3 separate regions of the Mus musculus genome follow, and regions 1 and 2 are each linked to region 3. Evidence: chromatin loops called from intact Hi-C (ENCODE). Cell type or tissue: left cerebral cortex. All regions are shown on one strand. Links, peaks and the distances in the headings refer to the core of each region. The heading gives the core; the rest is flanking DNA. Region 1 overlaps Ncoa2 (nuclear receptor coactivator 2). Region 2 overlaps Ncoa2 (nuclear receptor coactivator 2). Region 3 holds the start of Lactb2 (lactamase, beta 2).

The links. Peaks named below come from ENCODE experiments on the same cell type or tissue, not always from the same donor. Only the 100,000 strongest peaks of a DNase experiment are listed, where the experiment ranks them.
Region 1: a loop joins it to region 3, with 2.4 times the contacts of the local background. A loop is called at or near these places in 13 of 42 quality-filtered maps.
Region 2: a loop joins it to region 3, with 2.5 times the contacts of the local background. A loop is called at or near these places in 13 of 42 quality-filtered maps.

Annotation. Positions count from the first base shown.
Region 1 is chr1:13,134,456-13,144,444 of GRCm38, reverse strand. Ncoa2 (nuclear receptor coactivator 2) reads left to right here. Exons shown (of 23, transcript NM_008678.3): 23 at 1,673-5,340. The coding sequence ends at 1,684. Among named protein-coding and RNA genes, the nearest start is that of Prdm14, 12 kb to the right of the region's middle. In left cerebral cortex, for the core only: a CTCF peak has its summit at 1,394; DNase peaks (open chromatin) are centred at 1,353 and 1,861.
Region 2 is chr1:13,149,956-13,152,455 of GRCm38, reverse strand. It overlaps Ncoa2 (nuclear receptor coactivator 2), which reads left to right. Exons shown (of 23, transcript NM_008678.3): 18 at 1-77; 19 at 1,538-1,766. Among named protein-coding and RNA genes, the nearest start is that of Prdm14, 24 kb to the right of the region's middle. In left cerebral cortex, for the core only: a CTCF peak has its summit at 1,210 (motif pointing left); a DNase peak (open chromatin) is centred at 1,193.
Region 3 is chr1:13,653,462-13,664,887 of GRCm38, reverse strand. Lactb2 (lactamase, beta 2) reads left to right here and starts at 4,379. Exons shown (of 7, transcript NM_145381.2): 1 at 4,379-4,559. The coding sequence starts at 4,438. In left cerebral cortex, for the core only: a CTCF peak has its summit at 4,927 (motif pointing right); DNase peaks (open chromatin) are centred at 4,312, 4,713 and 4,903; H3K4me3 peaks cover 1,692 bases; H3K27ac peaks cover 1,032 bases.

The DNA of each region.
Region 1 (9,989 bases), core at 1-2,500, 520 kb after region 3:
GCCCGGCTGTCATCAGTCTTTTTAAGCATCCAGGTGCTTCATCCCAGGAGGGGAGAACCTCCAATGCTGAGACACAGTGTCCCTTTTGGACTCTGTCAGGCCTACATGGATGTTAAAGGCTTCCTGGCCATCCTGTGGAAGAATGTAGGTGAGGATCAAGGGAGCTGGTGACCAACACCAACCCAACTGAGGAAGAAAGCCTGGAGCACTGGGTGTCGCCCAGTCCAGAGCCACCTCCCCGCAAGGACTCATCTGAGGAGGCTAATGGAGTCCTGTTGCTGATCACCAGACCGCTTACAGGGACACAGCAGGCACATATACGATTTCAGGCTGGCTTCCTCTCTTCAAATAGATATTCTTAGTGGCCCTCTAGTACCTGCTGCTCAATACAGCCTTGGCATATATAGTCATCTAGATTATGAGTTGAGAGTGGGGTGGGTTTATCTTAATGAAGTCAGAGTGAGCACACCCTCCTAGGACCTGACAGTGACTCAGAGACGATCTAGGGAGGGGAGCGCTTACGCGGGCCTCTACTCCCAGGACTCAGGAAGTAGAGACAGGTGACTCGATGATTAGAGGCCACACTGTCTAGGTAAAGAATTCTAAGGCCCTGACTTAAAAAATGAGGAGGAGGGCTGGAGAGATGCCTCAGTGGTTAAGAGCACTGACTGCTCTTCCAAAGGTCCTGAGTTCAAATTCCAGCAACCACATGGTGGCTCAAAGCCATCTGTAATGGGATCCAGTGCCCTATTCTGGTGTCTGAGGCCAGCCATAGTATTCTCACATACGTGAAATAAATAAAATCTTTAAAAAAAAAAAAGTGGGGAGGAAAACTGGAGAGATGGCTCAGTGGATAGAAGCACCTACTACTCTCTCAGAAGTTCTGTGCTCAACAGCAGGCCAGTGGCTCACAGCTACCTGGAACTCTACTTCCAGGGGCTCTGACACCCTTTTCTGTGTGTGGAATATACACATACAAATTAAAAATATATATATCAAATCATGATTTTTTTAAATCAGTAGTAGCCAGGCATGTGGGTGCCACACACCTTAGTCCCAGCACTTGGAAGAAAAAGTAGGAGGATCTTGGTGAAGCCAAGGCCAGTCTGGTCTACATAACGAGTTCCAGGATAACCAGGATTACATAGACACTGTCTCAAAAACAAGCACATTCTTTAAAAAGTCAAAGGGATCACCCTGGGCTGGGGAGGCACTCGGTGGGTAAAGTGCCATGCAAACATGAGAGAGGCTCTCGGATCAAACCCCCAGCTCCCCGGTTGTTCTGTACAGACGGGTGGTCGTCCACAGACTGACTACAGCCTGCGGGAGCTTCACACTGATGGATGGAGCGTGCACCTGCGCCATTCAGTTAGGGACAGCGCCACCTGCCTTCCCGTGTCAGAAACCCACCACTCACCAAATGCGGAGCCTTCGTACTCTAGAATAAGCTAGTATGTTGTGTTTTATGATGATCACTCCATTGTTTTCATTTCAAACAAAAACAAACAAACAAAAAAACTCTTGATATTGCCAGTGTGGTGGCGCACGCATTTGAAAGACTAGTGTATGGGGGCACAGAATCTGCCAATAGGCCAGGGTGGCAGCAGAAAAAACTATGCAAACATAAAGAGCCCCTTGTCTTCACACAACCTTTCTGTCTGTTTCCCCTCAGAAATACTGCTGACCCTGGAGAAACTGTCTGCATCTTTCTTCAACCCACTGGGCTTACAAACATTTACCAGTCTGGAGAGCTGCGTCTCTTTGTGTTGCCACCTGACATGCCGCCAGTTCTCCCAGGACATAGCAGCAGACAGTCGGGCCCTGGGCCCGCAGCATAGAGCGTGCTGGCTTGGCTGCCACCGGAAGAGTTGCCTCTCCCGACAGCCTGCAGCTCGCCTCCAGACCAACCCGCAGTCTGTTCACTGCATTCACCGTAGTGCAACTTAGATCTCCTGCAGAGTAACTGTCCCCAGGCCGACTTCATCCCCATCAGATTGAATGTATTTAAATGTGTGTGTTTGAGGAGAGCCATGCCCTTGGCCTGTTCCTGCTCGGCTCCAGACACTGGTTTCTTGCTTTGTTCTCTGTGGCTCTTCTGTGTAAAAGATGAGAATCTTATCTACAGGAAAGAAAGGAACTTTTAACACAGTACAACCCAAGGTGTTCTAAGCTTAAAGCCTGCATTTGACTGGGATGGAGACAGGGCAGACACTGTGCACAGCGCTGTGTATGCCGGCACACCTAGTCAGCAACACGTAACCGAGGCAGAGTTCTGTCTCCAGGAAGGAGTGTCCCGTCACTGAACAGATGGAAGGCTCTTGAGAGAGGCTGTTAGCATTAACAAGTATCTGTTCCCACTTCTCTCTGTTAAAACCAAACTAGTTTCCCCTAAATCATGAATCAAAAAGAAATACTTGTTTCTAAATTGTTTTTAGATCAGATAGTTTGATTGGCATCTCTTCCCTTCCTCTCCCCACCTTCTCTCGTCCCTCCCTCTTTCATTCCTTTAAAGTAAAAACATCAACAGCAGCATACACCATAGAGACCAGGGAAGCCCTTAGGATCTCTCAGTGCTGTGCCAGCCACTTACAGCAGCTTCCCAGTGACCATGCATTTCCTATCAGAGAGGAACAAAGTCAGGCTGTGACATCTGCTTAGGTAGCCTGGGCTGCCCCATCAGCTCAGGCCTCCAAAATGAGAGAACTTACTAATGAAATCAACAGCAGACGTCACGACAGATCTAACCTCTGCCATATGGGGTTGTTTTTTATTTTTGGTTTTTAGCAGTGCTGACGAAGCCGAAGTTTTGTAAGGTACATAAAGATCCAATTTATATGTAAACAAGCAATAATTTAAGTTCTGAACTTAAGTGTTTTAACTGTATAATTTTGTGAGGTATACATATTGTGGGATTGACTCAAAATGAGGTACTTCAGTATTAAATTAGATATCTTCATAGCAATGTCTCCTAAAGGTGTTTTGTAACGGCTGCCAATGCCTTGGTTAGACCTGACTTGTAGACGTAAGACCTTTTGTTTTCTAACCCTTGAGACTCTCCTCATGAATCCTGTATCTAATCTATATGATATGCAGCCGCTGTCAGAACCAAGTCTTGATTTTATATGTTTATATTCTTTCTTAATAAACCTTAGAAAGACAACATTACTAAGCAGCCCACTTTGATGGTTGTTTTCTTGCCCACTGTCGGGGATAACCTCTATTAACTGGTGTCAGTTTCAGACAGCTGCAGTACCCAGAACCGAGACCTTTTCAATTCTCCCCAACCTTGATACACACACTTTCGTACCTAAATTTCAGAATGATGTCTTTTTGATGTCTAAAAACAAAGCATTTTATAATATCTCATTATCCAAGCTTTCTAGGAACAGAGAAGATTTTCCTTGAAGTTTGTTTATTCCTGGCAGGGTTAAAAACATATAAACTACCCTATTTATATTTATGTCTCCCTATATATCTACAGATTGTAGAAATATAGAAAGAGATGTGACCCAAAGACAAATGGTCAGTCATCTGAAAGTGTTGCTGCGTGCTAAGGAACTCTGGAAATTTGCATTTCCATACCTTTTTCCACTTAGAGAAGAATCTCAGTGAGGGAGGTGGCCCAGGAACAGCGCTTCCCCGTTGGCCACCAGTTCCTGTGTCTGCTCGAGACTCCACCAAACCATTGGCTTGCACATCTGTCCTGCAAAGGGAGCAGATAGAACCCAGAACTCCAGGCCCTGCCCCAGGAGTGAGGCTCAGGTGCACTACTGAGCTCGACCTGTTCTCAGATAAGTCAGAAATGTGAGGTAGGTAAAAATGACTTCACACAGCACAAGAGAAAAAGGAATTTAAAACATACTTGTTTTGTATTAAATCCCATCTCACTGTAACATCAAGCCACAATATCTTACCTTTCAGCCTTCATCCAATCTCCCACTGCTTTCTAATGTTGACCCGGCTGTTAGCGTAGCCCATGGTCATGGCAAATCCTCTCACAGGTCAGAGCAGCCATGAACTGTGTGCCATCTCATCAGGAGGATCAATCGCATCAGCAAAGGCATCCTGATCATGTTCTCAGAGCCAGGGCCAGCCCAGCCTCCCCTGCCATCAGTATTGCTCACGCTCTGCACAACACATTTGTACTTGGTTTTGTCTGACAGAACATAGAATCAGTGTTCTCTTAGATGACTCAATGTGAAAAGCGTAATGTGAAAAGTACACACCTGATCGTGGTTGTAAAATCCATTTAAGTGTTCATGCAACATGGTGAGTTTTAAAAGTGAAGTGTGCTGTGATACTACAACCAATTGACTCAAAGATTAAAGCACGCACGCACACACACACACACATACACACGTGTATCTCTTACGACCTGTAATGATTGAAAGCAATGGTTTTTTTGCAGTTTAAGATGCAATTTTTAATCTGTGTTTAAAAACGGAGTTCATATGGGTGTGACACGTGAACTGGGAGGCACAGATCCACTTGCAGAACCCAAAGATACACAATCAATTTTGAAATGCAACTTAAGCCATTAATTGTTGGTGTGAATTTAAAATTTTCTAGTTGTTTATATGGTAGTATGCTGCCGAAGAGCAAAGCATTCTCTGCACAAAAGAAAACACTGTAGTGGCTTCGATTTTAATTAGAACTTTCTCCCTGGTGTTTCTTTATAGACTAAAACAAAATCTTTTAAGTTTCTTTACTACAGGTAAAAGCTATGTGCAAGAACCTCAAAATGCTAAAACCTAGCATAATGCCTTAGATCTGTTTTTAAGTCTTGTATATTCCTACATAGCTGTCCAATGTATTATATTTGTATAGTGAATTGTGTAAAATTTTTGAATAAGTAAGTCATCGCTTACCCGTATGTTACTGAACAGTGATGACAACTCGTTTCTTCAAACATTTAACTGTCTTCTCTTTTTCCTTTGTCATTTGTGGGTTTTATTTGTACAGTTCCTCATGAAGTTGCATTTGAGATATGTGTATATGAAAAAATTATACAAGGGTAAAATTAAGCAATATATTAACTATGGTTCTTCAGGAGAAAGCTTACAGTGTTTCAGGTTGTGATTTATTTTCAAAACAGAGTTGACTCTGAACATCACTTTGTTCATCTGCATTGATGTTTGTATTTCTAGTGTGAGCAGTTTATGCAAAGGTAGATATATACAGAGAAATTTTAAATACATTTATGCAAGTTACTATTGCTTTGCTGATGCTATTTGCTTATTTGATGTTAAATAATGCTATTGTAAATAAAGAATCTGTTGTTACTGCATCATTTAATAAATTTTAATGCCTTCGGGTTTTACATGGCTTTAGAGATTTTAATGTGGCGATACGGTATCTTCTTTTGTAGTTTAAACTTAAAAATACCTGAGAACTACTACTGGCTGCTCTTTCAGAAGACCCAGATTCAATTTCTAGCACCCACACATCATCTCAGAATCATCTGTAACTCCAGTTCCAGGAGGTCCAGCCCCTTCTTCCTGCTCTTACAGGCATTAGGACCACTCCTGATACAGTTTTCAAACAAACAAAGCATCTATAGACATACAACCTTTTAAAAAAATATATTAACGACATTATCTTTTAAGAATTTCTTGGGCTGGGTGGGTAGGGAAGTGGGGGGGAGGGTATGGAGGACTTTTGGGATAGCATTGGAAATGTAATTGAGGAAAATATGTAATAAAAAAAAAGAATTTCTTGGGCTAGGCATGATGGTGCACACCTTTGACCCCAGCACTCCAGAGGCAGAGGCTGGTGGATCTGCCCCGTCTACAGAGCAAGCTCCAGGGTAGCCTGGGCTGTTGGGGGGGAAAAAAAAAAAAAAAAAACAGAAGGAAAAAGGGAATTTCTTGTTTCTGGAGCGATGACTCAATATGCTTATTGCTTTTATGCAGGAGCCCACTTCTCTTCCCAGCACTCAGGTCAGGAGGCTCACAACTGCCTGTAAGTCCTTTTCCTGGGGGATACACTGCCCTCTTATGGCCTCTATAGACACTGCACTCGGGTGCACATATCCACAAGGAGAAACACCCATGCACATAATTAAAAATACATTTTAAAAATGGTAGTCAGTGGTCACAGCACTCTTAACACCTTGCCCTCCCAGAGAAGCCAAGTATATCCTAGTTGACATCACTAGCTCTTTATGGCAGATGTGGCCTGTCTAGTTCCTGCTACAAATATTGCTGCAGTATCTGTGGATGTGAGGAGTCACGGCGTACCTGTGCTGGTCAGAGGTCAACTCTCAGGAGTTGGCTCTCTCCCGCCACTCTATGGGTCCTGGAGATGGAACCCCAGGTCACCAGACTTGGCAAGTGAGCACCTTTACCAGCTGAGCCCTCCCCCAGCCCACACTGTTTATAAAGATGGAAAGTACTGTGTCCTCTTCAAAAGTGCTGGTGCCCCTCTCACAAGCTTGCGTCTTACAGGATTCGTGAAGGGCATATCTTCTGGGCCTTCCCAGTGTGGACGATTAGGTTTTCCACAATGTATCCACTCTACCATTGCAATTTCCCTGAGCCTTAAAATCCCTTCATCAACACTAAGCCGAGGGACATCAGGCATCTTCAACTCCTTTTCAGTAGGCCATCTTTTTTTTTTTTTTTTTTTTTTTTTTTTGAGACAGGGTTTCTCTGTATAGCCCTGACGGTCCTGGAACTCACTTTGTAGACCAGGCTGGCCTCGAACTCAGAAATCTGCTTGCCTCTGCCTCCAAATGCTGGGATTAAAGGTGTGTGCCACCCACGCCCGGCTTGTAGGCCATCTTTTGATAAACACTTCAGCCAACCATTCAAACAAACAAACTTCTGACAGCTTTTTTAACTGTGCAAGCTTCCATATTAAACCTAGAATCTCCACTCAGAGGGACCACATCAGTAAACTCAGCCTGCTCTAGTTTTATGTTCCTTCCACCATTTTCCCACACCCTTAAAATCCATTCCCACACATATCCCCCAGGTTTCTGCTTGAATCAATTAGCAAACTCATGAAGCTCCTTTGTAGTGAAGCGCATTTCCTCCCCTCTATGGCTCTCTTCTGCCTTGAGTCTGGTTATAGGTCTAGAAGAAGCTATTGGTGGGCCTTGAGAAACATCAGTATTGTCTGGCATTTTCTTCAGCGAAAGTCACTGCTGGTTTAACAGACTCTGAGGGATTAATTTTCTCATGTGAAAATGGCATTATTTCAAGGGGTGGGGCACTACTTCCTCAGGTGGGGCAAACCCTTGAGAATCTGAAGATTCAAAATTCTCAGCTTCAACATGGTCTTCCCACACATCCCCATCCCAAGTTTTAAGATCCCATTCTTTGCCTTTAACTGCTGACACCCTCTGAGACTTGAATTTTCGCTGTAATTCAACCAACCTTATAATGAGGGCTTCAGTTTGATTTTCTGCAACTTGAGCTCTATGGCTGCTGAAGAGAAGATTCTCTTCAAGGACACACATAGCAACTTTTAGATCACTTCCTTGCATCTGGAGCCATTTGATATTATCACACAATAACTTCTTTTCCTTCATCCTTTTTCCCCAAGATGCTAAGAGCAACCAGCCAGCAAAATCATTTTCCAATTTTTCCCCATCTTGTAGAAAGCTTTGTACACTGAATCATCTAATACATTAAGATAATCAAAGGCATTAGCTTCTTTAAACTTGAAATACAGTTTCAACCACGGGTCTTCAATATTCTCCAAGCTCCCAGGAGGGAGAGAATCTGGAGAGGTTTCAGTCGTTGAAGGTGCTGGTGAATTATCAAACCAACTCCAGAATTTCATCCTTATACTTCTGCTCCTCTAGAACTCCTCCTGGTACCAGCTTCTGTAATAGTCAGGGCTCTCTAGAGTCTAGAACTTACGGGTAGTCTGTATATAGTAAGGGAATCTGTTGACGTAAGTCTGTAGTCCAACTCCCAGCCATGGTCAGCAGCAGCTGTGAATGGATGTCCAAGGATCTAGCAGTTTCTCAGCCCCACAGGCAAGCAGGGGAAGGAAAGAGGGGTAAACAGTGCAATTACGCTGCCTTCAACCCAGGTCCTAAATCGCATGCAGTGCTAGAGGCCCAGTTTGGGTTTTTCCCTTCTCTAGCATGAAGGGAAACATTGGCCATTGCAGGTGGTGGCCCAGAGAGGACTGTGTTAAGCTGCTGCTGCTGCTGCTGGCAAGGGTACCCCGTCCCAGGAAGGTACCAGAAGCGAGCAGTCAGTTTCATAGATCTCTGCAGAGCTGTTGGCCTATAGCACCGAGCCAGCTGTCCACTTTCCCTTTCCCTTTTTCTTTTTGGATACTGGCCAAGCCAAAGCAATATTATCTCTAATATTTTACAGAAGCTACCACACTCCGTTGTGTGGTTGCTTACAAGAGGTGTGGATTTTTATCTCTCCTGTCTTCCTCCTCCAGTGACATCTGAAACTCACTGTGCAGCAAAACCTGGCCTTGAACCCCTCCTGCATCTATCTCCTAGGTGCTGAAATTGCAGGTGTGCCCCATCATCCCAGGCATCAACCCTGGATTGCTCTCTAAGAAACGCTGCTAGCTCATTCCTGCAACCACAAATACCAGTCATGCACAAGTTGTACCCAGGGGCTGGTGACAGGAAGAAGAGAACTGGTGGCCAGTCAAAGCACTGCCTGCCTAGTTAGGGTGTCCAGCAGCATCACAAAATAGAAATGATACATCATGATTGGTCCTCATCCGGCAACACAGTTCAGCAAGTAAAGGCACTTGCCACCAAGCCTGAACGTCATGGTAGGGGATTAAGTGACTCCTGCAGGTTGTCGTCTGTCCTAGTTAGGGTTACTAGCACTGCTGTGATGAAACACCATGACCAAAGCAACCTGCAGAGGAAAGGATTCATTCAGCTTCTACATCACAGTTCATCATCAAAGGAAATTAGGACAACTTAAGCAGGGAGGAACCTGGAGGCAGGAGCTGATGCAGAGGCCATAGAGGGGTGCTGCTTACTGCTTCCCATGGCTTGTTCAAGCCTGCTTTCTTAGAGAGCCCAGGACCACCAGCCCAGAGTGAACCCCTCCTACAATAGGCTAGGCCTCCTCCATCAATCACAAAGAAAATGCCCTACAGACTCTCTCTGATAACTCCAGCTTGTGTCAAATCAACATAAAACAAACCAGTACCTCCTCTGACCTCCAAACGTGTGCAAGTGTGGCACTTTCATGCCACTAGCAAACATCTGACCCAAGATCAGCACCACATAGCCAGGGAGACTCGGAAACTGGCTAGCTGACACTGAAAGATCCTGAGAGAGAAGAGTGAAAAATTATGTAAGCCCCTAGACTTGTGTCCAAAATAGACCTGACTAATGGCAGGGAGTAAAAGTTTAACTCACCCCATTGTTTTAGGTTGTACTAACCACAAAGTAGAAGTTTAACTTCCATTGTTTTAGGAAATGTTCATACAGAATATTCCAACTATTTCTTGAACCCGTTGTGCTTGCCAAATGCTATAGCCCATGCCAGGTGTTTACGGTTTCTGCCTTTATAAGCCCCTTATCCTTTGAGCTGGGGGCGACTCCTCTACCCCTTCGTGGGATACGAGTCGTCCCCAGTGCACTGGTCTTTCCCTTTTAAACCTCTTGCTGTTTGAATCAAGACTGGTCTCTCGTGAGTTCTTGGGCATCGCGTCATACCAGGGCTCGAGTGAGGGTCCCTCGAATTTCAGGGGACTTTCAACACAAGCCAGACTTCCTCATCAGTTACTACAGATATGGCTGCCTCAGGAATCAAGTGGCCCTAGTGGCCAAGACAGAGCCTATGCATGTGCCCAATGGTGAGGCTGTTCACTAATGACAGATTAATCTAGAGCTGCTCTGATTGCTCCCCCTATTAAGCCTAGAATACACATTCTAATGGCAGCAAACCCAGAGAGACATCAGAACGTTTGCCCACTGGGGGGCCCCAAACACTAAGCTAAATAAACATCAGCTGGTGACCAGAAGAGGGAGCAGAGGCGAGCAGCAA
Region 2 (2,500 bases), core at 1-2,500, 510 kb after region 3:
ATCGCCAGCCGCTTATGAATCAGATCAGCAGTGTTTCCAATGTGAACCTGACTCTGAGGCCTGGAGTGCCCACTCAGGTGAGAAGCCTCTCATTTTTCCTCCCAGATAGGCTGAGTGACCTGGGTTTTCCTAGTTCCTCTGACTCCCTGTGTTAGTTCTGAATGCCATCCCTGTTGCCAGGGTCAGCTGATTCCTATAATACACAAGAGTTGTATTACAAAAATGTATCAACCAATTCTGGATTCAAGTACTGCCCACTGTTCCCATGAGAACACGGGTTTAGCCTTCAAGACTGGCCACAACATTGCTCTCGGCAATAGCCTTGTTTCTATGGAGTTTCTGTGTGAAGACACTTTACGTGTATGTAATTTACTTATTAAACTCAATGGACAGGCTATCTCAGACTCAAACAAGCCTTGCCTAACACTCGTACTTTTCTTCGTAAGCACACCTATGTCTTCCACTTGAGAACACTGGACAGTCCTGCACCAGCACAGAGCCTGTTAGGTTCTGTCGGCCACATCAGAAGGCCACACATCCATCTAGCCCTCCCCTTGGCAGGAAGCAGGCGAGTGCTAAGCATAGGAAATCCGTGCTGCTGTCCTTACAGTCATAAATGGCTTGACAGTGCTGCGCACACTCATGTTTGCATTGCAGATAAACTTTAGAGTAGGCAGCCTTGTGAGTGGCGAGGGGATGCCATTCCAGCACCAGCGTACAGCACACGCCCAGGGCCCCTCCTCACATCATGTCACTCATCCTGGCCTCTCAGCAGACATCTAAAGACCATTCTGAGATCAGGTGCATCTGACATGATGTAGCCATAGACCAGGGGGACACAGGGGACACAGGGGACACAGGGACACAGGGGACACCTGTGCAGCCAGCCAGAGCAGCCTGGAGATCAGTAAAGTAACAGAAATTACTGTCAGATCACCCCCACCTCCATCTCTCCGAAGTCACCAAGTCACCTTTGGCAGTGGCTTGGTTTCTTGTTAAGTTGGAATGTTCCTTCAAAGAGACTCTAAATGCTGTCCTCAACTTACATAAAGTCTTCTGCCAGGCCAGGGTAGCTGCGCTGTAACCCCAGTGCTGTAGTAGCTCCCAGCACTTGGGATACTAAAGCAGAAAAGAGGTGACAGTCAAGCTAGAGGACCCAGAAAGCAGCACGTGGGCACCTGTAACTCCATTTCCTGGTGATTAGCCGCCCTCTTCTGGCCTCCATGAGCACTGCACACATAAAAATAAATTTTAAAAATAAACATAAAGTCTTCCTGTAGAAAGGCCTGTGCTCTTTTGACATCTTTTGATTGACTGTACCCTCGAGAAATGAGTTGGTCACTATCAGAGGGTTACAGAATCGTCATCACACAGGCTGAACTTAGAGCACTCGCATGCGTGCTCACTAGGTGCTCTGCTCCGAGGACCCCCCTTCATGGAACTTTGTTTTTCAAATGATTTTACATACAGTATGCCATTGGTATCCTGTCTAACCTATCTATCCTTGATTTCCCTTCATGATTGCCCACAATTTCAGGCTCCTATTAATGCACAGATGCTGGCCCAGAGGCAGAGGGAAATCCTCAACCAACATCTTCGGCAGAGACAGATGCAGCAGCAGGTGCAGCAGCGGACTTTGATGATGAGAGGACAGGGCTTGAATGTGACCCCAAGCATGGTGGCTCCCGCTGGCCTACCAGCAGCCATGAGCAATCCCCGGATCCCCCAGGCCAATGCCCAGCAGTTCCCATTTCCTCCGAACTACGGTACTGACTTAGATCCCTCCCACCGTTGCTGTCCCGTCTTGGCCTATCTGTTCTTTCTCCTTTCTCCCGAGGCACCTCAGTCCTGGTCACGGCTTCCTTCTCACGGCTATGTGCCTGGTTAGCCAGGAAACGATAGGAGGCCTGGAGCAGATTAGGGCCTGGCAAGTCTCCCAGTCCCGCACAGTGCCTACCTGTTAGCTCGGGTCCTCCTTTTCTTTGGGTGCAGGTCTTTAAGAATGACCAAAGTTAAGTGTCATGTGTCTCTGGTGAGCATGCATGGATGTTATCTGCTCAGGTCAGGGTCTATGAATGTAATACACATTGCTACTTATCCTTGATTGTTTCTGAGTCTGACACAAAGAAATCAGTAGCTAAATATGAAATGTCAGAAGACATAAGCCAATTTAAATATTACAAATAGTCTACAGCTTTTAAAAAATAAAGGCTTTGTTTGTTACTGACAACACTTATCAAAACAAAAAATAAAAACTTTCAAGATTGTACCAAGTCTTCACTGGATTGGTCGTTCCTGAAGTGTTACTCGGAGCCACGTGGGAGGCCTCTGGCTTTACTTAATCCTGATTTGTTCTCGGATGTCATTCTAACAGACGAGACACCAAGGGTGATGTCATGGAGATTGACATCCGGTTGTTATCTTCCGCTAACAGTGGGAGTCTCGGTGCTTCCATAGTGCGTCCATGCTTGCATGTTCCAGATGGCTCTGCTTTGCCCTG
Region 3 (11,426 bases), core at 3,743-6,242:
ATCAGGCCTCTCCTTAATCTTATCTCTTTTAGCACAAACCTTGGGTCCAATGTTGAATTGAAGTGCTCATTTTCTCTTCAAACTGTATATTTTGTGTGTCCTTTTTTTCTTTTTTTTCTTTTTTGTTTTTTTTTTTTTTTTGTTTTTCGAGACAGGGTTTCTCTGTGTAGCCCTGGCTGTCCTGGAACTCACTTTGTAGACCAGGCTGGCCTCGAACTCAGAAATCCGCCTGCCTCTGCCTCCCAAGTGCTGGGATTAAAGGCGTGCGCCACCACGCCCGGCTTTGTGTGTCTTTTTGCCTCACTTTCTTTTTGCATTGTAGACCTACTGTGATGGTTTGCATATGCTTGGCCCAAGGAGTGGCAATATTAGAGGGTGTGGTCCTGTTGGAGTAGGTATGGCCTTGTTGGAGTAGGTGTGCCACTGGGTGTGGTCTTTAAGGTCCTCATTCTAGATGCCTGGAAGTCAGTACTCTGCTAGCAGCCTTCAGATGAAAATGTAGAACTCTCAACTCCTCCTGTCCCATGCCTGCCTGGATACTGTCATGTTCCTGCCTTGATAATAATAGACTGAACCCCTGAACCTGTAAGCCAGCCCCAATTAAATGCTGTCCTTATAAGACTTGCCTTAATCATTGTGTCAGTTCACAGTAGTAAAACCCTAAGACGTTGGAGTGATTACAAAATAACCAAGTGGGAGAGCCAATATTTGGATCTCTTGAAATCTCTCTCACCAAGGAAATTAATCCACTATTCAATTTAGTTTCATTCTTAGGAAGGAGGCAGAAATCAGCCAGATTCTTTGCCAAAAATCACAAGAATTGATAGTCCAGTCTCTAATATTGCTCCCTTCCCATTTTAAGCTAGAGCTCCATGTTTAACCCTCATCACTGTCTTCTAAACTCCTACCGAGTTGCCCACTAAGCTCTTCTTACAGTATTCAGCCAGTTTTCTATCCCAGAGTTCCATAGCATTCCACAGTCCTCTGAGAAGCAACATAGCCAGGTTTGTCAGAGCAAGAGCTTACTTTCAGTATCAACCTTTACATAAGTTACATTTCTATTGCTATGATTAAACACCATGACCAAAGCAACTTATAAAATGTTTATTTGAGTTACAATTCTGACCCATCCAGCAGGTCCAGTTATTCGAGGGTCTCGAGGGGACCTTCTCCTAAGAACCAAATGTGGGGAATAGAGAGAGACGAGAACCTTGTGCAATGAACGACACACGGAAGCAGTCTGAGTAACATCAAGGTCTTACTGTCTTGAGAAAGGCCCAAGGCTTAAACGCACAAGCAAGAGGGGAAGTACAAGTACTTATCAGCGGGAGGGGTGGGGCAGTGGAAATTTTTCTTTTGGCAGCTACACGGGGAAGCAGGAACTTGGTGGTATCAGGGTGTGGTCAGGACATCTGGCGCTGACTTAGGGCTGGAACATTCTGTGGTTCTCGGAACGGTGCATCGGTGGCCCACTTTTGACCCCCTTTTTTTCTTGGGGGGAGAGGCCCAATTCATAGATCAGGACAATAGCATTGTCTTAATAGCTCCCAACACAATTCCAGAGCGTTAGAGCCCATTAATGGTGGACCAAAAGCATAGTGGCAAGTGGCTGCGGCAGCAGCTGAGAACTCACATCTCAACACACAAGGAAGAGGCAGAACGGGAGCTCACAACTCAGCACACAAGCAGAAAGAAACTAACTCAAAACGCACAAGTCTTCTGGAACCTCAAGGCTCAAGCCCAGTGACACGCCTCCCCCAGCAAGGCCACACCTCCTAATCCTCCACTAATAGTCCCACCAAGTGACTGGAAGCCTAGTTTTTACTCTACAAAGCAGTGGTTCCATATCTGTGCCAGCGTGTTGATTTGCTTATTCTCTACATATTGCTCTTAGAGACCTCAAATTTTGTTCTAAATCTTTCAACTTTTTAGGACCCTAATATCTGTGGGACATAAAACCATGCCAGGAAGTTTGAGACCTATGCAGGTTGAGACCCAGAGACTCAGTGGACACACCTGAGACTTAAGCAACTTCCTGCCCTTGCCAGACCCCTGGCCTGGAACACCCACCATGCTTCTCACTTAAAAGAAACTTGTCCTATGGTCATATAGGCCCAAAGCAGAGTTCTCCATGCTAATGAGGTACCTAGAGGCCCAGAAGGCTTCACCAATAAGCTTTCCTTCCCAAACACTCCTCCCTGTAAAAGGCACTGAATCTCAGTTCCACTCTGAGTAGTAGGATATGGTTTTATGCATTCATTTTCTTCCATGACAATAAACTATTTAGAACCATGCATGAACTGTTTCTTTTATCAAGATCTACCATAGTAAGTCATGAAAAAGGCATTCAACTACAGAGACACAACTTAATTCTCCTGCAAAAAGCCTCTCTGCACGTCCAATGACAACCACTATGAAGCCTGCCTCTGCCAATCTGAGGACAATCACCCATGGGACAAGCCAGAGCTCCCCTTTCTCCTCCCCCACCCCCACCCCTGGATTAGACACTGGTCCCAACTCTGTGGGCCTCCAAATCTGTTCTTGGCTCTTCTGTGATTGATTCTCAGCTGTGCCTGGATGTATGTCCAAAAGTCTGAGAAACCCACAGCCCTGGCCTCATCGCAGGCCCAGGGACCCCAGAACCAGTTCCAGCTTTCCCACATCTCAGACTGTGGTTTCCCACCCCTGAAGCTGTGTCTTGGTGCTTCCCTACAGCACTGCACCCATCCCACCAGCTGTAGACACAGTCAAACTCTCCAAGAGGCCATGCCCAGCGGACGCAGACCAACATATATCCATGCACTAGACTCCACTCAAGTAAGCATGCAGTCGCATACTTCACAGAGAAAGACAGCCTTACTGGGTTGTCCCAGACTGTCCACCCAGGTTTTTCTTCTACATAGTGAATTCAGTCTTGGTTGTGTGCCTCAGCATTTGCTGGAGGAGCCATATTCCTAAAAGGAGTAGGCTAAGGTAGTGAATACACTCTACATCTCTTTTGTGGTATATATTCATCATAATTTGATGGATATCTTAGGATCTGTGCATTTTCTTATAAGTAACTTATAACTAAAAATTTTAAAGTGGGAAGCAATGCTTAATACTTGCTGATTGGGAAAGGCAGAGAAAATTGGAAAAGACAGAGCAATTATATCACTTTCACCTTGGACACTAAACCAACCTATTTCCCTTGGCAAGGGTAGGATAGAGAGGAGATAAACAAGCCCCTCCACTCTGCGCAGATAGCACCATGTGCTCATGTAAAACAAGTGGAAGCAGAGCTTGGCTCTCCCAAACTCCAATTTACATTTATAAAATGGGGGGAAATTGTGCCTGTTAAGAGTTAAGAACTGCCGGGTGGTGGTGGCGCACGCCTTTAATCCCAGCACTTGGGAGGCAGAGGCAGGCATATTTCTGAGTTCAAGGCCAGCCTGGTCTACAAAGTGAGTTCCAGGACAGCCAGGGCTACACAGAGAAACCCTGTCTCGAAAAAAAAAAAAAAAGAGTTAAGAACTACGTGGGATTTTAAGAGTAGATAACTAATGGGGTTTGGGGCGATAGATCAGTTATTAAAGTGATTGCCTTATAAGCACGACAAGCAGAGGCTGATCCCCCAGAACCTATGTAAAAATGTGGGGCATGGTGTCTCATTTTTATAATGCCTGTACTGGGGAGATGGAGACATGGGAATCTCTGGGGCTGTCAACCGCTGGCCAGTCTGGCCTGGGTGGCAAGTCAACACTGGTGAAGGGTATGCACAGTTCCTGAGTCACCTGAAATTGTCAAATTGTCTTCTGGCCTCTGCAGATATGCACAGTCGCTTTTATTTTCTTTCTTTCTTTTCTTTACTTTTTTTTTTTTTTCCTGTTGTTGAGGATTAAAAAGTAATGTTCGGAGGTGGCCCTTGGCTAGACGCACACAGGTACAAGTAAGCATTGGTTGCCATCATTTATTGTAAAAGGTAAGCTATTCTTCAAATCACCAGCCTGCCATTCCTTCCTAAGTTGGTGACTCAGTAAATACTCCCCATACCTGCCTAGCTTGTGACCTTCCCTCCCCCACTTCTGGAGGTTAACTTCAATGAAGTAACTGCATTCTTCTTTATGGATATGTAAAGCTACTTGGAAACAAGGCTCAGAGACACAAGAAGCTCAGCGACGGAGCCGGCTGAGGCCAGTGCGGGCGGGTCAGGCCACCTCATGCCACAGTCACCGCGAACTCATCCCTCCACCCCACCCCCGTCACTTGGCTGACGGGCGTGCCAGCAAGTCGTAAGATAGTGGCCGCCAATCCGCTCCGGGCCACTGAGCGAAGTCCCACGTGATCCGCGCCGGGCCTGACGTCACGAGACCGCCGCCCTGCCCTCCGAGCCTGAGGTCGCAGCACGCTGAGTGACTTGGAATTCGGGTGCCGGCGGTCACCGAGGTAGATAGAGAGATGGCTGCCGCTCTGCAGCGCATCGAGCAGCTGTCCAGTCGGGTGGTGCGCGTGTTGGGCTGCAACCCGGGTCCCATGACCCTGCAAGGCACCAACACGTACCTGGTGGGGACCGGCAGCAGGTAAACGCCACCCCCGAGCCCCCGCAGCTCACGCAGTCACGTGGCAGGGAGGCAGCGAGAGGCCAGGCTAGCCCCCAGCGCGTCCCCGAGCTCTGCGGAGGACAGAGGGTGTAAGAAAAGCACAGGCTTCCCAAGTCTGACTCACAGTTTACTTGCTGTCTCGCTGCCCGCAGGTGGTGACCGAGTGAGTTTACCGTAGCCTGTGTGTTAGTGCACACTTGAAATCCAGTGTTTGGAACGCAGAGGCAGGAGGTCGCCCCCAGTACGAGGCCATCCTAGGCTACATAGCCACTTTCAGGCTTGGTTGGGTCATATAACTAGGCCCTTAAAAGTTTACTGTAAGCAATTGACTATACTAAATCCAGTCTCTTACAGTAGAGGGCAGAATTTGCTTCTAGTTCAACCGGAGTCTAAACCCGACAGAGCAACCCAGCCTGTGGGTAGGAGAAACTAACTCTTGCTTTTTCTACTAATCGTGTATGACAAGCATATCTTGTTTGCGTTTAAAGTCTCTATTATATTAACTCTTCTAGAGTAAAGGATATTTACAAGCATCGGACTCTAAAAGTAGACATAAAAGGTTTAGCCCAGAGTGAATCAGGCCAGGGGAAAGTACGGGACCTTTAGGCTTCCGGCATGCTTTTAGCAGCAGAGTGCCTAACCTCTAGAGTATGGTCTGAGCCCAGGACAATCTCTTCGATGTGCCACTTTAAACCCATTCTGAAGTCAGCACCTAAGCCGGAAATTGCAAATAGTCTGAATAACCCTGGAGAATGCCCTGCTGGAGTTTGCTGTATGGTTCCAGGACATTCAACACAGCCTGCTTTTCTTCGAGGGTTAAAATAGATGGCTGGTTTCTATGCAAACTGGATGAAGAAGTTACTAAGATGAACAGTTGCTAAGCACAAATGTTCACTGGAATCATATATTGTACTTAAGTAATAGTTTTATTTTTATAGGCTCTTTAGGTAGTAAGTAATGGTAAAATAATTAACGTGCAGATGATGCTACTCAAACTAAAGGGTGATTAGAAACAAATATTAACTGGGTCCAAAGCAGATGTTCAAGACTTGTGTCCACTGCTCCGCATCACAAAAAGGTCTAAGATGATAGGTGGCACTATATCATTGAACTCATTTTTACACTTCTGTTTCTGCTAACTTTGGGGCTCATTGGCCAATCCCTCCTTGCTGACACAACATCCTCTCTAGCTGCTGGTCTCTCATTCTCCATCTTTATCAGAGTTTTGTACTTCTCTAAATGCAATCCTAACTTCATGCTATTCAGTTACAGTTGTGTGTCATGCATGCGTATGTGTGTGTGCAAGTGAGTGTGTATGTGTGTGTGTGTGTGTTTTCTTAACTCTCCCCCATTACCTGTGCTCTTCAGACTGAACCCTACTAAAGTGAAGCACAGGCCTTCCTGAGTTGATCTTATAAACAGAACCATCACTGTATTTGAGCAAACAAAACGCTTAAACACTCCTTAACATTTTTCTCCTCCTGGCACACATCCAAGCCATCTTGGCAATGTGGTTTTGACTTCTATTAACCCATTCAGTTCTTGCATAGATGTCTGCACTAACCTCCTAACTGGGTTACCTGCCTCTGCTTTTATCCCTCAGCCCATTCTCCCAAAGGCAGCCATCTTGTTCACCCTCTGGCCCAGCCATGCAGCCTTCCTAGTGTCCCAGATGAGGCATATTTCGCCCTCCAGACTTTAAGTTCTCTTCCGATTTTTTCCACTTCACTCACTCTTTAGAGCTCACGTAAAATGTCAGTTCCTTGTGGAAGTTAGCCCTGACCTCTTAGACAATATTGTAATGCACTGTAGGTTTTGTGGTGTTTATCTCAACTGTAGTTTTTGGTTTTTGGTTTTAAGTTTAAGGTCTGTAATGTATGAAATCCACTGTCTCTCTCTACTTGGTTATCCCACTGTAATGGAAGATGAGCCAAGGTTTATTTTCATATTCCCAGCCCCAAGCCTTGGACAGCAGAAGTGGCATAGTGAATCCTTACTGAATATTTGCTTACATTTTTTTTCTCTTAATTTTTGCTTTTGTTTGCTTCTTGGAGTACTGACAGCTTTAGCTGTCCTTTGTCCTTTGTTCTGGTCAATTTGTAGACATCACAGTTCACTAAAACCCTGGTAGACCTACCCTGACATTAAAATGCCCTTACTCAATAGTCTTTTCCAGGGTATATAACAGTCTTCCTCTGTTCAAGAGCCACTGATGGCTGAAATTCTAACCTTCCCTGTCTAAATGACTTTGAGGACAGATTTTGTGTACTATAGCAGAAGAAAGGGCCGTATAATTTAAGCTATTTTCAGTGTGGATATTACTTTGAGAACTTCGTATTTTGAGTACTGTATTTATAGGATTTGTTCCTCCCTGTCCTTCCTCCAACTTCTCTCCGATTCGTGGACTCTTTTATGTAAGTGTCATGGTTACATATATAATTATATAAACACCACCTGCTGAGTGCTTTCTTTATTGCTCCTATGCATCTGTTTAGGACTGACCACTTACTATGGTGTGTGTGTGGGTGGGGGCTCCCTGGAGGATTCACTGATTCTTCCCAGCACCATTGACTGCCTGTAGCTCTTTCTCTAGGGCTGCAGCCTTGTGAGACTTCTTCCATCCATGTTAGCATGTCAGCTGCTATTGTCATTTTTCAGGTCTTGTTTAGCCAGCGATCATATGGTTGAAATTTCATGAGTGTTGTATGTGGAAAACACTGTCTTGGAGCAGACATCCTGATTCTCTTGCTTTTACAAGTCTCCCCAGCCACCTTCCTCAGTATTCTCCAACCCTACATGTTGGGGTTGTATTGTAGATGCATCAACTAGGGTTGGACACTCTGGTCAACCACCTTTGCCTGCTTTAGAATCTTGACTGTTTCCTCGCTTGTGAGACTTGGGGTGAGATAATTATCTCACTAACATGGTCTTTTATCTATACAATGAATTATATAAGATCTTTTTCATAGGGATATTATGCAGACACAATGAAATCTCAATAAAAGTATTAAAAACAAAATTTAATCCTGAGGAAAGCGCATTACAGTGTTGGTTATAGCTTCTGCTTCCTTGTACTACATTAACACTAGGCTCATAGTGTAAGGTGGTCAACAGTGCCGATGGTTTTGGGTGAGTGACAGCAAAATGGACAAAGGGCAGTTAATAGATATCTGAATATTGATATAATATTTCATTAATATAAAATTCCTATAAAACAATTGATTCTACTAACTCAGTTGAGTATTTCTCTATTCATATAACAGATCATGTGTCTGAATTGTTCCGGGCACTGAGTTCTGCTTAATGAATCACTCCTAGGCCTCTGCAGATCCATCTACAGTGTTCTCTTGAGCTCTTTATGAATACAGCTTGCATTTGCAAAGAGACCTCCTGATGTAGGGCTGCCGTCTATGACTGTAGGTAGTGGAGTGATCCACACACTCAGAGATGACTGAACCTCACAGTAACTGTGCTTGGACATTACACAGCGAATGACCAGAACTAGTTTTCTAATCTAGAGCTGAGGCATTATGCCATGAGGAATGATTTCAGTGCTAGCTAAAGTAGTGCTGTCCCCCATCGTTGGACCTTGTATAAGCCTGAAAGACCTGGGATAAATCACTTAGCCTGTCTCAAGCCATGTTTCTCTACAAAATATTGCAATAAACTCCCTGGAGTTGATATGAAGAGTAAGTTATAATAAATATGAGTTTAGTTCTAAAATGCTGTGTTATATTTTCCTCCTTAATAGTTGTTCAAACTCTTTCTTTTTTTTCCTTCAATTTATAGCCTCTGGTTACTGCTCCATTCTGAGCAGGCTGTGTTTGTGCCAGGCCTTGGAGAAGTCCTGTTAGCCTCTATCCAAGAGTCCTTCCTTTGCTAGAACTGGTTAGGCTACCGAAAACAAACAAACAAAAAACTGCAAAGGCCTGGGAGCCACTTTCTCAACCCCCAAGAGGCTTTTTACTCAGACTTTGATCTGCAAAGAGACAACACAGGCATTCCAAAAGATCTGTGTTCTGTGTCAGCTAAAGTGTAAACCTGTTTATTCGCTCTGTTGGTTTTGTTATAACTTTTGGTCACTATGATATAGTCTGGACTATAACATTTTAAATTCAGTGTCAGATGTTTCAAAGCTGCTTCTTAGGAGGAGGGCAAGGCAGTGGTTTAAATGTGTTGATAAGGGACCATGATACAAGGCATGGAAAGATTCCTTTTAAAGACCTTAAGGCCTTCAGAGACCAAAAGTAGTCCAAGCTAGTTAAAGAGCAGTAAGAATTTGGAATAACATTTTAAAACACACAAACACAGAGACAGCAAAAATAAATAAACAAATAATTAGAATCATGGCCTAGGGGGTGTTTCACGATCTAGTTCTGTGTGTTTTAACTTTAGTGTGACTAAATGTACAGTGGGCCAGGCTTTCCAAATGTAGAAATACATCAATGAACTCCTCTAAGCCAAACAAGCAAGCTTCCTGCCCTCCGGGGCTCATGTTTGTATAGTGCTGAAAGGAAATTGATGTATTCCTGTATGTTGTGTAAATAATGCGGAATGTCAAATTCACAAGGCAAGCTCACCTCTGAACTGCCTGTCGTGTCTCCTGTCTAATGGCATACCCAGTGCTCCACCTAGAAGGCTCCAAGTGATTGACCTTTTCCCTTTCCTGCAGGTCCTATTACTTATGCCTTCTAAAAGTCCTTTAAGCCATTGCAGGCCCTAAGGATTCACTTGGTAGGGCCATACGCTCCCTCCAGCCAGTGTGCCCACTTGCGGAGGAGTTTACAGTATACTTCTGAAGTCTATCCAGCTGTCTCCTCAGTAAAGATTCATCACAATGTCACTCTCCTCCTCCCCAATATATTTAATTGCTTATTACGTTCATGTGTGTAATGGTGTGAGTGTGCACCACCACATGTGTGTGGGGGTCAGAGGATAACGTAAAGGAGTCAGTTTCCCCTTCTACCGTGTGAGTACAAGGATTGGACTCAGGTTCTCAGGCTCAGTTGCAAGTGCTTTTACCAGCTGAAACACTTTGCACACCCAAGATCTTTTTTAATTTTATTTTTAAAATTATACAAATTAAGCTCACACAAATTAGAAAGCACATATTTTGATACACACACACATGAATACACACACATATGTATACACACACACAGCCCTGCTCGCTCAGTCCCTGCTTACTCTCACCCAAAGATTTATTTATTATTATAAATAAGTACACTGTAACTGTCTTCAGACACACCAGAAAAGGGCATCAGATCTCATTACAGGTGGTTGTGAGTAAACATGTGGTTGTGGGATTTGAACTCAGGACCTTCGTAAGAGCAGTCAGTGCTCTTACCCACTGAGCCATCTCACCAGCCCTTATGAAAACTTTCGAAATCCTTTTGGCTTTTAAGATACATATAATATACCGTTGTTCCTAAAACTCACTCAGCTATATAAGAACACATGGAACTTCTTGCTCCCAACTTTCTAACTGTACCAGTACAAGATGTGTTTTTGTATTGGCTATAGATATTAGAGACAAACCCATCGAATGTAATATATCGTCATTCAGTGACTGTACAATTTTTTAGGGTGTGTATGATGTTGTCTATGCTCCTGGGGGCGTGCACATATGTAAGTGTGGCAGCTGTGTTCTTCTGTTGCTCTTTACCTTACTTTTTTAAGGCATGGCCTCTCACAACCTGTAACCTACCTTTTTGGCTCTGCTGCCTAGAGAGGTAGACCCCATCATCCATCTGTCCCCTAGCTGGCCAGTGAGCCCTAGGATCTGAGATCCTCCTATCTGACATCTACGGACTCCCCATCTACTCCTACAGCCACCCCCTACCCTCCTCCCCTTACCCCTATTTCCTCCTTCTAGCAATGGAGTTATAGGCCAAATCACCATATGCCTGCCTTTGTCTTGGGTGCTGGGCATCATGCTTGAAAACCAAGCATGGTACCCTCTGAAGCTCCCACCAGCTCCCCATGTACTCAATTTGAACGTCCTGAGCTAACTTTATGTTGTTTCTTTGTTTTGGTCGCCCACAGCTACCCCTTCCACCCATCATTGGGTAGCAGGCAGAGTTGTTTATATTCCCAAAAGACTGAAAGGCATGACATGTAGGAGGTAATCTAGAGACAGTTATAGATGAATAATGAATGGGTCATGCTAGCTAAGGCTAATCTTCTTCAGCCTAAATAAGTGAGGTACCAAGAGTTAAGAAGTCCGAGGTTGGGTACTGGTGGCGCACGCCTTTAATCCCAGCAATCAGGAGGCTGAGGCAGGTGGATCTCTGAGTTTAAGGTCAGCCTGGTCTACACAGAGAAACCCAGCTTCGAAAAAACAACAAGCAAGCAAACAACAAGCAAACAGTTTGTGAGCTGGCCTTGAGGACAATGGTATCCTCATTCCTTCATTCCAGAAAACATAGAGAAAAGTCAGTCCTTCCGCTGCTGCAGAAAGATGACAAAAGAACACAGTCACAGGCTAGCAATACAAAACTGAAAAATGGCAGCCATAGGTGTGTCTTACAGACTGGCTTGTGTGTTTTTTCCATGCTCCCTACAGTCCTTCCCATCGAAGGGCACAGTGTAATAGTTTACTGTTAGGTCTGCTGCCCAGTACTGCAGTGTCTGCATTGCCTTGGCTCTTACTGCACCGTGGGGTGATTTCTCCCCCATTGGCATCTATCCCTCCTCTGGCCTTCTTGATGATCTCTTCCTCTCCCCACGTAGTTCCTTCCCACTCTGTAGTCACCTGTGGGCATCTGGGTCTGGTGCATTGGTGTGTGAAAGGTGTGCCGTTCCCCCATTAATCTATCTGGCTCACCCCTCATTTTTCTATCGCCC